Regions from separate parts of the Homo sapiens genome. Here region 2 is linked to region 1. Evidence: read pairs that join two places in POLR2A ChIA-PET (ENCODE). Cell type or tissue: GM12878. All regions are shown on one strand. Links, peaks and the distances in the headings refer to the core of each region. The heading gives the core; the rest is flanking DNA.

What was found. ChIA-PET counts read pairs that join two places held together with the same protein. Peaks named below come from ENCODE experiments on the same cell type or tissue, not always from the same donor. Only the 100,000 strongest peaks of a DNase experiment are listed, where the experiment ranks them.
Region 2: POLR2A ChIA-PET joins it to region 1 with 6 read pairs; 1 of 35 experiments calls an interaction of 5 or more read pairs at or near these places.

The regions. Positions count from the first base shown.
Region 1 is chr12:110,162,293-110,170,203 of GRCh38, forward strand. IFT81 (intraflagellar transport 81) reads left to right here. Exons shown (of 19, transcript NM_014055.4): 11 at 627-773. Among named protein-coding and RNA genes, the nearest start is that of IFT81, 42 kb to the left of the region's middle. In GM12878, for the core only: no CTCF peak of the experiment used is centred there; a DNase peak (open chromatin) is centred at 3,509; H3K4me3 peaks cover 769 bases; H3K27ac peaks cover 1,165 bases.
Region 2 is chr12:112,082,559-112,090,469 of GRCh38, forward strand. It overlaps NAA25 (N-alpha-acetyltransferase 25, NatB auxiliary subunit), which reads right to left. Exons shown (of 24, transcript NM_024953.4): 4 at 5,125-5,243. Among named protein-coding and RNA genes, the nearest start is that of NAA25, 22 kb to the right of the region's middle. In GM12878, for the core only: no CTCF peak of the experiment used is centred there; a DNase peak (open chromatin) is centred at 1,683; H3K27ac peaks cover 321 bases.

The DNA.
Region 1 (7,911 bases), core at 1,307-6,306:
AGCATTTGAGTGTTATTTGAGAAGACTTTAATATTTTTCTTTTTTTTTTTTTTTTTTTTTCTGAGACAGAGTCTTTCTCTGTCACCCAGGCTGGAGCGCAGTGGCGTGATCTCGGCTCACTGCAACCTCCACCTCCCGGGTTCAAGCGATTCTCCTGCCTTAGCCTCCTGAGTAGCTGGGATTACAGGCACACACCACCACACCCAGCTAATTTTTGTATTTCTAGTAGAGATGGGTTTTCACCATGTTGGTCAGGCTCTTTTCGAACTCCTGACCTCATGATCCTCCTGCCTCGGCCTCCCAAAGTGCTGAGATTACAGGTTTGAGCCACCATGCCTGGCCTAATATTTTTCTTATTAGCACATTTTTGTTTCTCTGCTGATATGTCTTACATTTTCAGAGCTTTGTCTTCCAAAGTGTTTGTAGGTTGGTATTTAATATACATTGTATGTTCATATTCAATATAATTGGTGATGATGAGTAGTAGGGCAAGGAGTATTGGTTAAGAGAGGCCAAGCTGATATTGAAAATATAACTTGGTAAAATCTAAAAAATAGATAATTTCACAAGATAATAGAAAGTTGATTGTATATCTTATTATACCTTCATATTTAATGCTCAATCAGGCATCTATCATTTCCCGTAAAAAAGAAGCCAAAGCTGAGGAACTTCAGGAGGCCAAGGAGAAGTTAGCCAGCCTAGAGAGAGAAGCATCAGTAAAGAGAAATCAGACCCGTGAATTTGATGGTACTGAAGTTTTAAAGGGAGATGAGGTAAGCTGAGCCATCTCATGGGACAAGGGTATGAGTATTGTTTTTATGTGAAACTATTAGTGTGTTTGACTTTCTTAGTGTGAATGTTAATATTGGGACGTTAATCTTATTTTATAAAACATATTTAAAACTGAAGAGTCTTTTTGCAATAATACTGAGATTATTTTTTTCTTTTTCTTTTTTTTTCTTTTTGAGATGGAATTTCACTCTTGTCACCCAGGCTGGGGTGCAATGGCGGGATCTCTGCTCACTGCAACCTCCGCCTACCAGGTTCAAGTGATTTTTCTGTCTCAGCCTCCCACATAGCTGGGATTATAGGTGCCTGCCAACATGCCCAGCTAATTTTTGTATTTTTAGTAGAGACAGAGTTTTACCATGTTGGCCAGGCTGCTCTTGAACTCCCGACCTTGGGTGATCTGCCTGCCTTGGCCTCCCAAAGTGCTGGGATTACAGGCGTGAGCCACCACGCCTGGCCATACTGAGAATTTCTTGATGTAAAATGGCAGATATGTTAATGATTTTACGAGATATTATGTTCCAAATTTTCACTTTTTTTTTTTTTTTTTTTGAGACGGAGTCTCGCTCTGTCGCCCAGGCTGGAGTGCAGTGGCGCGATCTTGGCTCCCTGCAACCTCTGCCTTCTGGGTTCAAGTGATTCTCCTACCTCAGCCTCCTGAGTAGCTGGGATTACAGGTGGACGTCACCAGGCCTGGCTAATTTTTGTATTTTTAGTAGAGACGGGGTTTCACCAGGTTGGTCAGGCTGGTCTCAAACTCCTCACCTCATGATCTGCCCGCCTCGGCCTCCCAGAGTGCTGGGATTACAGGTGTGAGCCACTGCACCCGGCCCCAAATTTTCACTTCTTAATTAAGTGAATTTATATTGGATTTAATTATTTATAAATATTAAATTATAAAAGTGAAAAACGTTAGTAGCAAACAGATAATACAAAAATCTATATTTGTTGGTAAATGCATTTCCATAAAGGGCTAAGAAAATATCATTAAGTTATTTTGTCAGTAATGTATACTTGTCTGGTGGGACTGACATGATTAAAATGACCTCATCATAGAAGCTTACAACTTTAAAAAAATATAATTGTGTCTCACATTGCAATATACTTTAAATTTTGAACAATGCTTTAACAGCTTTTGTTTCATTTATCCTTCTGTCAGACTCATAAGATTAGTGGGACAAATAATATTTTTTATAGATGGCTAAACTCAAGCACCAAAAATATAATTTTCCATCCTCTTTTCATAAAATTAGCCCAGGAATGAATGAATAAATGAAGTCAAATATCTTAGTTTAGTGCTTTTTTAGCAAAATAAAGCAATAGGTCATATTTTAATTTGTAAACATTGCTTGGACTTTACCAATTTTTACAGGCTTTTAAATTTTGTAACAGCTACTAGATCTCAGCAAAAGCTATCGTGGAAAGCTACTCTTGTCCAAACCTCATTTTTGGCTTTGAAAAGTTATTGAATCCATACTGTTACAAATTGGCAGTGAACCTTCACTGTGCCAAACAAATGAATTGCTCCCATAGTACCACTTTTCTCTGTGGTACTTCAGGTTGTACCCTCCCAATGTGCCTTTTAGCTTGCTGGGGAAGTAGTAGATTCAGGAAGTCAACATGTGATTGAAAAATTCCCTTGGCTTTTAACATCCACTTCCAAATTGGTTTAAGACATGGGAGTGTTTTAAATGATATCTGGAAGTCAACAGTGTATGCTTCATGACATCTTTGCTGTCTAGAGAAAAAAATAAAAGATCAATTATGCAGCAGTTTCGCTTTACAAGAGACTATGCCACCTCCTAGCATTTTTATCTTTTCTTAAGAAAATGCTGCCTAAATCACAGGAAATACTAATTGTTATGGCCGTATTTGGCATAAATAGTACTTACAATTCAGTGTTAGATGTTCCCTCTATGCAAATGTGAGGGAAAAAACCTAGTGCCAGGTTATTAGCCTTTATTTTTGAGAAATCATGGTGAATAGGAGACGGATCCAATGACAGGGAAAAAAAAAAGCAGTCTTTTTTTTTAAGGGGAAAAAGATGTCATCATTTGGAAATGATAACTTAATTTTTGAACAATGTCTGGTCGGAAAAGAACAAATCAAGTAAGGTATTTGGCAGTTACCTAAAAGAACAGAAGGTATCGGGGAACATTAAGCATAATTTTATAAAGAACAAATCTTGGTATACCAGTTTTATTTTCTACTATGATAAAGTGATAGGCCATATGGACAAAAGAGAAGAAGTTTCTTATATTTAAAATTATATAATACAGCTGGAGGTATAATTCACTGAGGTGCCTGATTTAGTATCACATGGTTCACTGAGGTTTCTGGTTTGATATCACATAGTAATCTCCAAAAAATCATGTCCTTTGCCCCCCATCTGTTAAACAGTTGGTGAGAAGGTATTGATAATTAGTGGCATGGTGTTTGGAAAGAACACTATGCCAGGAATCACATGCAAAATGAGGAAAGGGGGACTCACATTTATTGAGCACTTTTTATACAAAGCTCTGTTCCAGGTACTTTGCAAATAGATACTTTTTTACTTCTTGTAAAAGGTGTTGTTACCATTTCCCTGTCACAGTTGAGTGATGCTCGAGGAGATTGCAGTTTCACACAGCTAGTAAGTGGCCAAGCTAAGACCCAGGACCTCTCTAAGATCTGTTGACCTTGAAGAAATTACTCGACCTCCCTGAGGCTTCTCTATCTGTAAAATGGGGCTGATTGCTCTTTATTATCTCTAGGAAAGGCACATGAAATAATAGGTGCTAAAGCTTCTGAGAAACTCAAAGGCTCAGTCAACATATAACACCTGGCATCTGAAAGTAATCATTTGCATGGGTGGTATGTTAACTATGTGTGTCAGAGGCAGCATGGTGGAGTGGTTAAGAGTGGCTCTAGAACTTGGTTGTTTGAGTGCAAATCCTGGTTTTGCCGTTTACCAGCTGGATGACCTTGGACGAGTTCCTTACCCTCTTTATACTCAGCTGTAAAATGTGAATGTTTGTAGTATGTAACTCCTAGAATTATTTTGAGGATTAATTGAACATGCTTAGAACAGCACTAGGCACATAGTAAATGCTGTGTGTTAGTTCTTAGTATTTGTATATTTTTGTCAATCACTTGGATGAAGAATTTGAAAGCTAGAAATATAGTTCACAGCTTAAAAGTTGAAACTAGTATTTCCCAGACTGGGAGCAATTTAGTGGAAATAAATATGAAATAGTTTCTGTTTAGGAATAAATAATTTACACAAATTTAAAATGGAATAAGATAGCATTAATGAGAATAATTCTAGCTGCCATTCTCTGAGCAGTTACTGCATGCTCAGTCTTGAGCACTTAAAAAATATAGCTTTAGTAATGGTTATACAACAGCAACATGAATGTACTTAAAGCCACAGAACTGTATACTTAAAAATGGTAAAAGTGGTAAATTTTATGTTATCTCACAATATACCCTAATTCATCCTCTCAGAAAGCCTCTGAAGTAAATATTACCTCCATTTTGTAACTTAAGAAACAGAGAAATTGAAATAATTTTCCCAAAGTTACACAGTTAGCATGTAAGAGACTATTGCCATCCTAATGGCAATATTTTATTGCCATCAAATATGATTCCTAAAATTTACCCATTCCTATAGTGCCTTGGAGATGGCACTATTAGAATGGGTAAATTTTAGGAATCATATTTGACTCTAAAGAGGACTACACTGTGAACAATCATTAATTGGGAAGTGTATATTTGCCAGAAATTATATGACAGCCATTTGTTTGGATGTAAAACTTTATTCCTTGATTGTCGATATGTAGTTATTTGATTGATCTTATCTTGGAAAAATTTAGGAACATAATGTTAATTTGCGTAAATGTAACAAGTTCTAGACATATACAGTGATTTATATTCTTTAGTCATTTTCTTTTTAGAGGTCCATTAGCAGTTTTTAGTTTGGTGGTGAAGTATACATTTTGATGCTTCCTACTGCCATTAAAGTTAATGTTCCAGATGTTACATACTGTCTAAGAGTTTTAGCTCTTCTGATTGCAGATGCTACAGATATTTTTTTCTTTACTAGGCCTTTTTATTGGTATTTCATTGGTTTTCCTTATTAGTAAAAGACGAAGTTTCTGGAAGTACTTCCCCCCCATTGTACTTTATCATTTTAACATTTTATTTTCATAAAGTAAGGCAGTACACAGGAATAAGCACAGGCATGTATTTTTCTCTTATCTGCCAGAGTTCTGACATAAGTAGGAATTGCTTGAACAGTTGAAATGATCTTCTCAGTGATAAAAGATACATTTTCCTACCCATCCAGTCAATCTTGATTTCTTTCCCTTCATACCAGTATTTGAAAGATGATAGAAACTACACTCTATTAAATGACTACATTTAGTTTAGAGATTACACCCTGCTAACATAACTGAAAATAAATAGTAATGAATATTTTACTGTTTTTATATCTCAAAGGTTTTTATATTGAATTTTAAGTATATCTTAATATAAATCTGGTTGAATTGATAGTCTCAAAATATTTTGATTGCTGTCATCTCTGAGGAAATGTACACACAAAAAATGCCATGGAGATTTGCCCTTTATCCTGATTTGTTTATTATTATCAATACTTTAGATAAATAATAATTTTTTAATTAGGCAATTACAACGTGCCATATATCATACTAGGCTTCTTATATACATTATTCTCATTTTTGTCATTGTACGACTCTGTAAGTACAATTTTTTTTTATTTAGGTTTCTTTTTTTTTTTTTTTTTCCCCAGAGACAGGATCTCACTCTGTCACCCAGGCTGGAGTGCGGTGGTGTGATCATGGCTTACTGCAGCCTGAAACTCCTAGGCTCAAGTGATCCTCCTACCTCAGCCTCCTGAGAAGCTCGGACTACAGGCACGAGCCACCATGCCCAGCTAATTTTCTTTTTTTGTTTTGTTTTGTAGAGATGTGGTCTCACTATGTTTCCCAGGCTGGTCTTAAACTCCCGGCCTCAAGCAGTCCTCCCACTTCGGCCTCCTGAAGTGTTAGGATTACAGGCGTGAGCCTGCGCCTGGCTGTAATTACTATACCCAGTTTTTACAGATAAAGGATCTGAGACATGCAGAGGTTTTAAGCTGACTTGCCTGACACCCCATTGCTAGTAAGTAGTAGAACCAGGAGTTGGATTTAGCAGTCTGGCTGTAGAGTCATCAATAGTTTGCACATGACAGAAAGCTGGAAGAAATAGTCAACCTGAAACACATGATGGAATTATAATTCAGAATCATCTTGGTAGATAGGGGCACTGTGCTTAAACAAAATGCCATTAATGGGATTATAATAAATATAATGTGGTAGAATTCAAGTTTTGTTTGCCAATTCAACACATCATCTGTTACTAACGCAGCTTTAAAAAATGCATAAACGATTATACTACATTAATTTTTTTAAAAAGTATCCTGTTTATGGTCTGATTATGCCTGGAGTATTATTTTATATTTTTGACTTCATGTTTTAAGAGACAATCATGCCAGAGTCCCACATGAGGGTGACTAAAATGGACAAAAAGTCTGGAAACTTTCATATCAATAATTGATTATGTATTAACTGAAACAAAAGACTAGAGAAAGACACAGTGGGAATTGATTATGTATTAACTGAGGAATAAAAGACTGAAGAAAGACATAATAAATAGTTAAAGGATTATGGAAAAGATGGTGTTCAGAAAAAAATTAACATGCAGGCCTGAGACTGCTATCCCTAGAAAGGTCTGCTTGCAAAGTTGGCCCTTGGCTGGCATCTGGGGGAACTTGGTTCTTGGATGGATTCCTGCCATTCACTGATAAGAATGGCTCACCTTGCCTAAAGTATATGAAGAGTGTGCTTTATGTCGAGCTCCTGCTTGCTTGCCTCTTTCTTTGTCTTTCTTTCTTTTCCTTCCTCCCTTCCTTCCTTCCTTCCTTCCTTCCTTCCTTCCTTCCTTCCTTCCTTCCTTCCTTCCTCTCTCTCTCTCTTTCTTTCTTTCTTCTTTCTGGAATTTTGGTACAGGCTAGGCAGAATGTGCCTAGATGATCAGCTCCTAGTAAAAACCTTGAGAACTAAGTCTCTAATGAGCCTCCCTGATCATTTCATGCGTGTTGTTATAACTCATCACTGGAGGAATTAATTATGCCCTCTGTGACTGCAGTGGGAGACAACTTTTAGAAGTTTGCACCTGGTTTCCTCCAAATTTCACCCCATGTGCCTTTTCCCTCTGCGATTTTGCTTGGTATTCAGTGTAATAAATCATAGCTAAGAGTATGACTGTATACTTTGAGTTCTCCCAGTGAATCACTGAATCTAGAGATGGTCTTGGGGACCCCTGACACAGATGGATTAGTGTTATTTTTTTTGTTTATGAGAAAGCCAAATTAGGACCAATGAATGGTGATTAGAATGAAATATTTGATTGACTTCAGAGAAAAATGTCTACCACTTGAGCTTTCTTCAGTAATGGAGCAGCCTGACAGTCTCACTCTGTCACTCAGGCTGGAGTGCACTGACATGATCTCAACCCACTGCAACCTCCGCCTCCCGGGTTCAAGCGATTCTCATGCCTCAGCCTCCCAGGTGGCTGGGATTGCAGGTGCCCACCACCATGCCCGACTAATTTTTGTATTTTTAGTACAGACGGAGTTTCACCATGTTAGCCAGGCTGGGCTTGAACTCCTGACCTCAAGTGATCCGCCCACCTCGGCTTCCCAAAGTGCTGGGATCACAGGCTTGAGCCACCTCACCCAGCCCAGATAAGGGACATTTTTGAAGTAATGTGTGCACTAAGTAGAAGAACATTGGATCTGTATTTTGGGTTGGGTTTTTTAATCTTTATTTATTTTATTTATTTATTTTTTGAGATGGAGTCTTGCTCTGTTGCCCAGGCTGGAGTGCAGTGGTGCGATCTTGGCTCACTGCAAGCTCTGCCTCCCGGGTTCACGCCATTCTCCTGCCTCAGCCTCCCGAGTAGCTGGGACTACAGGTGCCCGCCACCATGCCCGGCTAATTTTTTTGTATTTTTAGTAGAGATGGGGTTTCACCATGTTAGCCAGGATGGTCTCAATCTCCTGACCTCATGATCCACCCGCCT
Region 2 (7,911 bases), core at 1,381-6,380, 1.9 Mb after region 1:
TAAAATCAAATCTGTCTCAAAATCAAAATAATAAAACTAAATATAAAAATAAATGTCCTATATAAAACACCATCCTAGGGTATTTCCAAGGAAGGCAAAATTGTTCATTTTCTTACCTCTTCTTTCTTTAAGGGAAAGTAGAGAGGAGAACATTATCATTAAAGCCCCTCCAAAGTAGCCATCTTTCAGATGACTTTGAAGGTCAAACATAACATGGTGGCAGGGGGCGGGGGGTGGGGGGTGCGGGGTGTGGTAACGATACATATAAAACTACAAATATTTGAGGTGAATGGGTAAATGTATCAACGCGAAGTAGGAGAAAAATGAGTCTGAACAAAAAACATTCAAGAAAGTAAAGGGATGTATGCTGATAAAACAAGTAGGATGTCTGGCTAAAACAATTAAGAGTAGCAGGAAAAGTGTTGAAAGGTAGACCAAGGTACTTTTGTTGTAAGGTATTAAAAAAGGAGCCTATACAGAATAGAGAAGTGATATTTATAAATCTATACTCTTCTAGGAACAGTATCTCAGCAGTACTGTGAAGAGACAAAATAGGAAGAAAGAAAAGGTGAGGTGATGAGGCACAAAACCAGGATGGGGTAGATCAAATAGAAAAGAAACCTGGAAAGATACAGCAGAGGCTGGGCACCGTGGCTCACGCCTGTAATCCCAACACTTTGAGAGGCCAAGGCAGGAAGATCACCTGAGGTCAGGAGTTCGAGACCAACTTGGCCAATAAAGTTAAGGTAAAAGATAAAAGTAATGGTGAAACCCCAACTCTACTAAAAATATGAAAATTAACTGGGCGTGGTGGTGGGTGCCTGTAATCTCAGCTGCTCAGGGAGCTGAGGCAGGAGAATCGCTTGAACCCAGGAGGTGGAGGTTGCAGTGGGCCGGAATTGCACCACTGCAATTCAGCTGGTGCTGAATTGCACTCCAGCCTGGGCGACAAGAGTGAAACCCCATCTCAAAGAAAAAAAAAAGATACAGCAGCGGCAGAATAAACATGATCTAGAGACGACAAGGACATACAGGATAGGAGAGTCTAAGATGGCTTGAGGCACCTGCTTCTAACACTGGGGTACGTATACTCCACAGGTATAAAATGAAAAATGTTAGGAAATTCCATTGATCCCTGGGAAGATTTTACAATCAAAAGAAAAAATAATAATTTTGTCTTTGAGTTAGAAAACCGGCTGGGTACAGTGGCTCATGCCTGTAATCCCTGCACTTTGGGAAGCCAAGGCAGGAGGACTGCTTGAGCCCAGCAATTCAAGACCAGCCTGGGAAACATAGCGAAATCCCAACTCTACAAAAAATGAATAAATGCTTAAAAATAAATAAAAGTTAGGAAATTCATTTTACTTGAGAATATGGGAAAACATTTTTACAATGACATACAGAGATAAAAATATATAACATTAGAATATGAATTAATATAAAATGCAAGGCAAAAATTTCATGTCCATACCCTATGATCTTGCAGGCTCTGATAATCTGCTGAAACAAAATTTTTGATGACAGACAAGTTTAAAAACATGGATCTAAGTTGGTGACTCAGAATGAGAATGTCATTTACAGGAAAAGAAAAGCCTTATCACCATATGAATAACTAGCTACTCTTCATTTATGGTGGTTTCAAAATCACCAGCCAGAGATGTTATTTGGGGCAGCAGAAGCTCTTAAGTTTCCCTCCCTCCTACCTCCACGAGTTTATACAAATCATTTATTTGCTTAACAAATTATTGTGCAGATGCTATTCTAGGCAATGGAAAATCAACAATGAACAAATCAAACAAAAACCTTCATCCATATGAAACATGACATTAAATGTGTGAAATACCTATTACCTCAGACTGACATTCCACACTCAAAATAAACATACTTAAGCTAAGAAATTGTAACTTCCTTAAGCAGCAATAATGACAGTATAAAAATTAGCCAGGCGTGGGCGGGGCACAGTGGCTCACGCCTGTAATCCCAGCACTTTGGGAGGCCAAGGTGGGCGGACCATGAGGTCAAGAGATCGAGACCAGCCTGGCCAGCATGGTGAAACCCCATCTCTACTATAAATACAAAAAATTAGCTGGGCTTAGTGGCGCGTGCCTGTAGTCCCAGCTACTCGGGAGGCTGAGACAGGAGGATCTCCTCTTGAACCTGGGAGGTGGAGGTTGCAGTGAGCCAAGATCACACCACTGCACTCCAGCCTGGAGACAGAGCGAGACTCCATATCAAATAAATAAATAAATAAAAATTAGCCAGGTGCAGTGGCTCACGCCTGTAATCCCAATATTTTGGGAGGCTGAGGCAGGTAGATCACTCGAGGTCAGGAGTTCGAGACCAGCCCGGCCAACATGGTGAAACCCCATCTCTATTAAAAATACAAAAATTAGGTGGGTGCAGTGGCTCACGCCTGTAATCCCAGCACTTTGGGAGGCTGAGGCAGGTGGGTCAAGAGGTGAGGAGTTCGAGACCAGCCTGACCAACATGGTGAAACCCCATCTCTACTAAAAATATAAAAATTAGCTAGGCATGGTGGTGTGCACCTGTAATCCCAGCTATTCAGGAGGCTGAGGCAGGAGAATCGCTTGAACCCAGGAGGCGGAGGTTGCAGTGAGCCAAGATCACACCACTGCACTCCAGCCTGGGCGACAGAGCAAGACTATATCACACACACAAAAAAATTAGCCAAGTGTGGTGGCAGGCACCTGCAATCCCAGCTACTCGGGAGGCAGAGGCAGGAGAATCTCTTGAACCTGGGAGGCAGAGTTTGCAGTAAGCTGAGATCACGCCACAGCACTCCAGCCTGGGTGACAGAGAGAGTCTGTCTATCTCAAAAAAAGAAAAAGAAAAAAGAAAGAAAAGAAGTATATCTTTTTTGAGGACAACATGAGAAGAATGGGAAGAGAAGGTCATTTTACAACCTGCTTGTCTCAATTAACATATACTAGGAACATCTTTATATGTCAACCATATAAAGACACCCAGTATTATTTGGAGAGATGTGGGAATGTATTTTATGTACCATAGGGATGAACTATAACTTCTTTTACTCTATCCTTATGAATGAATATTTAATATACTTTGCTTAAAACATAATCTTACAAATAAAAATGATATTAAGGATTTATATGTATATATGTTAGCATTGCCAATTTTAAAAAATATACCCATTTTATGGCTGGGCACAGTGGCTCACGCCTGTAATCCCAGCATTTTGGGAGGCAGAGGCGAGCGGATCATGAGGTCAGGAGTTCGAGACCAGCCTGGCCAACATGGTGAAACCCCGTCTCTACTAAAAATACAAAAATTAGCCGGGTGTGGTGACATGTGCCTGTAGTCCCAGTACTTGAGAGGCTGAGGCAGAAGAATCGCTTGAACCCGGGAGGTGGAGGTTGCAGTGAGACGAGATCATACCACTGGATTCCACCCTGGGTGACAGAGTGAGACTGTCTCAAAAAAAAAAAAAAAAAAAAAAAAAAAAAAAAAAAAAATATATATATATATATATATATACACACACACACACACACACACACACACACCCATAACCATTTTACATTTTTAAAAATTATAATGTCTAAATACCTTTCAGTAAATAAATTAACAAAATGTTATTAAATAATTACATTGGGACCCCTCAAAAAATTTCTCCAGCTGGGCGCACTGGCTCACATCTGTAATCCCAGCATTTTGGGAGCCCAAGGTGGGTGGATCACTTGAGGTGAGGAATTTGAGACCAGCCTGGCCAACATGGTAAAACCTCGCCTCTACTAAAAACACAAAAATTAGCCAGGTATGGTGGTGTGTACCTGTAATCCCAGCTACTCGGGAGGCTGAGGCAGGAGAATCGCTTCAACCTGGGAGGCCAGGTTGCAGTGAGCCGAGATCGTGCCACTGCACTCCAGCCTGGGCAACAGAGCAAGACTCCATCACAAAAAAGAAAAAAGAAGAAAAAAACTTCTCCTATGTTAAAACTTGCATAAACTTAAAATATAGAGACTGATTTTAAGAAAGAGTTTATATTAATATAGTATCTGCCACCCTGCCCAAATTATCTATTGTTATAACTTGATATTTAATGTAAAGAATAAGATAAAAATCCAAAAAATTTTGCCTTCAGAAGATATTATACCCACAAAGAAAGCATTTCTAAAAAAGTACTAGCTTGGGCTGGGTGTGGTGGCTCATGCCTGTAATCCCACCACTTTGAGAGGCCGAGGCGGGCAGATCACCTGAGGTCGGGAGTTTGAGACCAGCCTGACCAACATGGAGAAACCCTGTCTCTATTAAAAATACAAAATTAGCCAGGAGTGGTGGCGCAAGCATGTAATCCCAACTACTCAGGAGGCTGAGGCAGAATAGCTTGAACCCAGGAGGCAGAGGTTGCAGTGAGCCAAGATCGCACCATTGCACTCCAGCCTGGGCAACAACAGCAAAACTCCATCTCCAAAAAAAAAAAAAAAAAAAAATACTAGCTTAACATCAGAGCCATTTATGGAATTAATAATGCTGATTATATTTCTCTGAGATGTTAGCTTTACCCGCAACCTAATTCAAATGTGTTCAAATGAGGCTCCTTCAGATGTATGTAAAGAATATCTACAATATGGTAGCTGCCAAATAAGCTGCCTCAAACCAAAAAACAAAAAACAAAAAATAAATTTAAAAAGAAACATCCCAGGCAACAAGGATTTTCCCCCTGGTGGACTTAAAAATCTTAGCAGGCTATCAACAGTTTAAATTTACAAATTAGATGTAAACTTTAAAGTTACTCTTTCCATAGTTGTTCATTTTTTGCTCTGGTATATCTGCTCATTTTCTGAAAATTTAACAGCAATCTGATGCAGTAGGACAATCTGAAGCTGAATTACCAAAACCAAACAAAACATAACATCAGGCCACAAAAGAACAATCAACTTATTTCCAAATAAAACATTTAAAGATCTTGAATAATAGTTCAACTTTAAACACATAAGGAAAACAACTGACTGACCTCCACACAGAAAAATCCATAAATTCAATTCTACACACACACATACCCAGTGCAGTTAAATCACAAGAAAGAGACTTTTGCCTCTAATAGTAAATCCCATAGCCCAGTAGGTTTGGGGATCAAATTACCTGTTGCATTTTCTTGTATTCACCCACTCTGGCATAGGCCATGAAGAGGTGAGAGTGATACTCCTCACTATTGGGAACTTTCTTCACAGCTGCCTCATAAAGTTTTGTAACTAACTCCGCTAAGATAAAGAGAAATAAGATTTAAGTTATACTTCAAGAACATTCTAATGGCATTTAATGTTCTTCCTATTTGGCAGAAATAGATGTCTCCTATCATTATAGAAGAAGTATCTGCTTTGCCTCATCCAATCATCATTCATCTCTTGGTTAGGTGGTGTTTAAATGAAGCATGGAATAGGTCAAGCCTTCTCATAGCATTTACAACATATAAGACCTTATAGGATCTGGCCTCTGTCTCCTCTTTCCCTCAGCACTTTATCATGTAGCCACAAACTATTTGTAGTTCCACCAGATTCTCTGGGATGTATCATACATAACTCTATGCCTCTAAACTCTTCGCTCTGCCTGAATTCTCCTTTTCTCTCTTTTATCTTAGTGAACATCAGCCAAGACCCAATTCAAATGTAAGCTGAACTGTAAGACTTTCTCTGAACACCATCTCTGCTTCTCCACTGCAATTTGACCACTGCCTCCCTCTGCCATCTTGGAATCTTATATAAGTAAGTATATTGTAGTTTTTTTTTTTTTTTTTTTTTTTTTTGGAGATAGGTTCTCACTCTGTCGCCCAGGCTGGAGTGCAATGGCACAATCACGGCTCACTGCAGCCTCGACCTTTCAAGCTCAGGTAATTCTCCGACCTCAGCCTCCCAAGTAGCTGTTCTGCAGGCACATACCACCACAACTGGCTTATTTTTTATATAGACAGTGTTTCGCCATGTTGCCCAGGCTGTACTATAGCATTTATTAACACATAATGTAGTATACTGTCTAGTGATCTATTTCCCCTTATAGACAATGAGTGCCATGACAACAGAAAGTGCTTTTTTTTTTTTTTTGGAGACAGAGTTTTGCTCGTTACCCAGGCTGGATTGCAATGGTGCGATCTCGGCTCACTGAAACCTCTGCCTCCTGGGTTCGAGTGATTCTCCTGCCTCAGCCTCCCAAGTAACTGGGATTACAGGCATGCATCACCACACCCGGCTAATTTTGCATTTTTAGTAGAGATGGGGTTTCTCCATGTTGGTCAGGCTAGTCTCGAACTCCCGACCTCAGGTAATCCACCCACCTCAGCCTCCCAAAGTGCTGGGATTACAGGCGTGAGCCACTGCGCCCGGCTGAAAGTGCATTTTTTATCTTTGACTCTGATAGAATACCAGTCATAGAGAAACATGCCACCAATATTTGTGGAGTAAATGATTTTTTTTAAAACACTGGAGAAGAATCCATATCCCTAAATCAACACAATCTGTAAATACTCAGATATAATACCTCAACTCTTAGGTTTTATCTTTTGTAAAAATTAAAAACAAAATTGAAGCTGAGCACAGTGCCTCGTGCCTATAATCCCAGCACTTTGGGAGGCTGAGGCAGGCGGATTGCTTGAGCCTAAGAGTCCAAACTAGCCTGGACAACACAGCAAAATCCTGTCTCAAAAGAAATTGGCAAAAATGATTAAGGTTACAAATACCAAATGTTACAATCTGAGCTATTTGAATGAATGAAGAGAGAAAGAATACCAAGTGTTGACAAGCATGTAAGCAATCAGAACTCAAAAACTGCTATTCTATTTATAAAAGAAGTTGACATTATCTTGCTTTAAGCTAAACATACACTTACCCCATGACTTGAAAATTCTACTCCTAGATATTGTAATGTAACCCAGTGAAATATTTTGTGGTAGTGAAAATGGATTAACTATAGCCACTTGGCTATTAGATGAAAAATGCAAGTCATAGAATATACATAGTACAGATGCACTAACAAAAGTTTAAAATTAAGCAAAACTAATAATGTATTACTAAGAGAAATAAATGTAATAAACATTTAAAGGGAAGCAAGAGAATAAAAAATATTCAGGATAGCGAGTAACTCTTGGTAGGTAAAAGGAGAATTAAGATTGATTGAGGAGGCCAGGTGCACTTGGCTCACGGCTGTAATCCCAGCTCTTTGGGAGGCCAAGGCAAGTGGATCACTTGAGGTAAGGAGTTTGAGACCAGCCCGGCCAACATGGTGAAACCCGTCTCTACTAAAAATACAAAAATTAGCTGGGGATGGTGGTGCATGCCTGTAATCCCAGCTACCTGGGAAGCCGAGGCAGGAGAGGATGCATGAACTCAGAAGGTGGAAGTTTCGATTCTCCTGCCTCAGCTTCCCAAGTAGCTGGGATTACAGGCGTGCACCACCACACCCAGTTAATTTTTGTATTTTTAGTAGAGACAAGGTTTCCCTATGTTGGCCGGGCTGTCTCTAACTCCTGACCTCAAATGATCTGCCAGCCTCGGCCATCCAAAGTGCTGGGATTACAAGTTTTAGCCACTACGCCTGGCAACGCTCCATTTCTTAAATTAGGTGGTAGGTTCATGAGTTTTCATTATTACACATCAAATGTACTTATATGTTACATAAACAAGATTATTGTATAATATGTACTATGAAAAATATGTATGATTTCACAATAAAATATTTAAGAAATTAACAATAAAAACCTTTATTTCAGAAGAAACAATGGACTACTTAGGATATGCTCTGAAGTAATCTGCCAGGGGAAAGGGTAAAAACAAAATAAAATGGGCCATGTGTTAATTGCTGAAGGTGGATAATGAGAACAATGGGGTTTATTATTCTATTCTATTTTTGTCTGCTTGAAATTTTCCATATTAAAAAGTG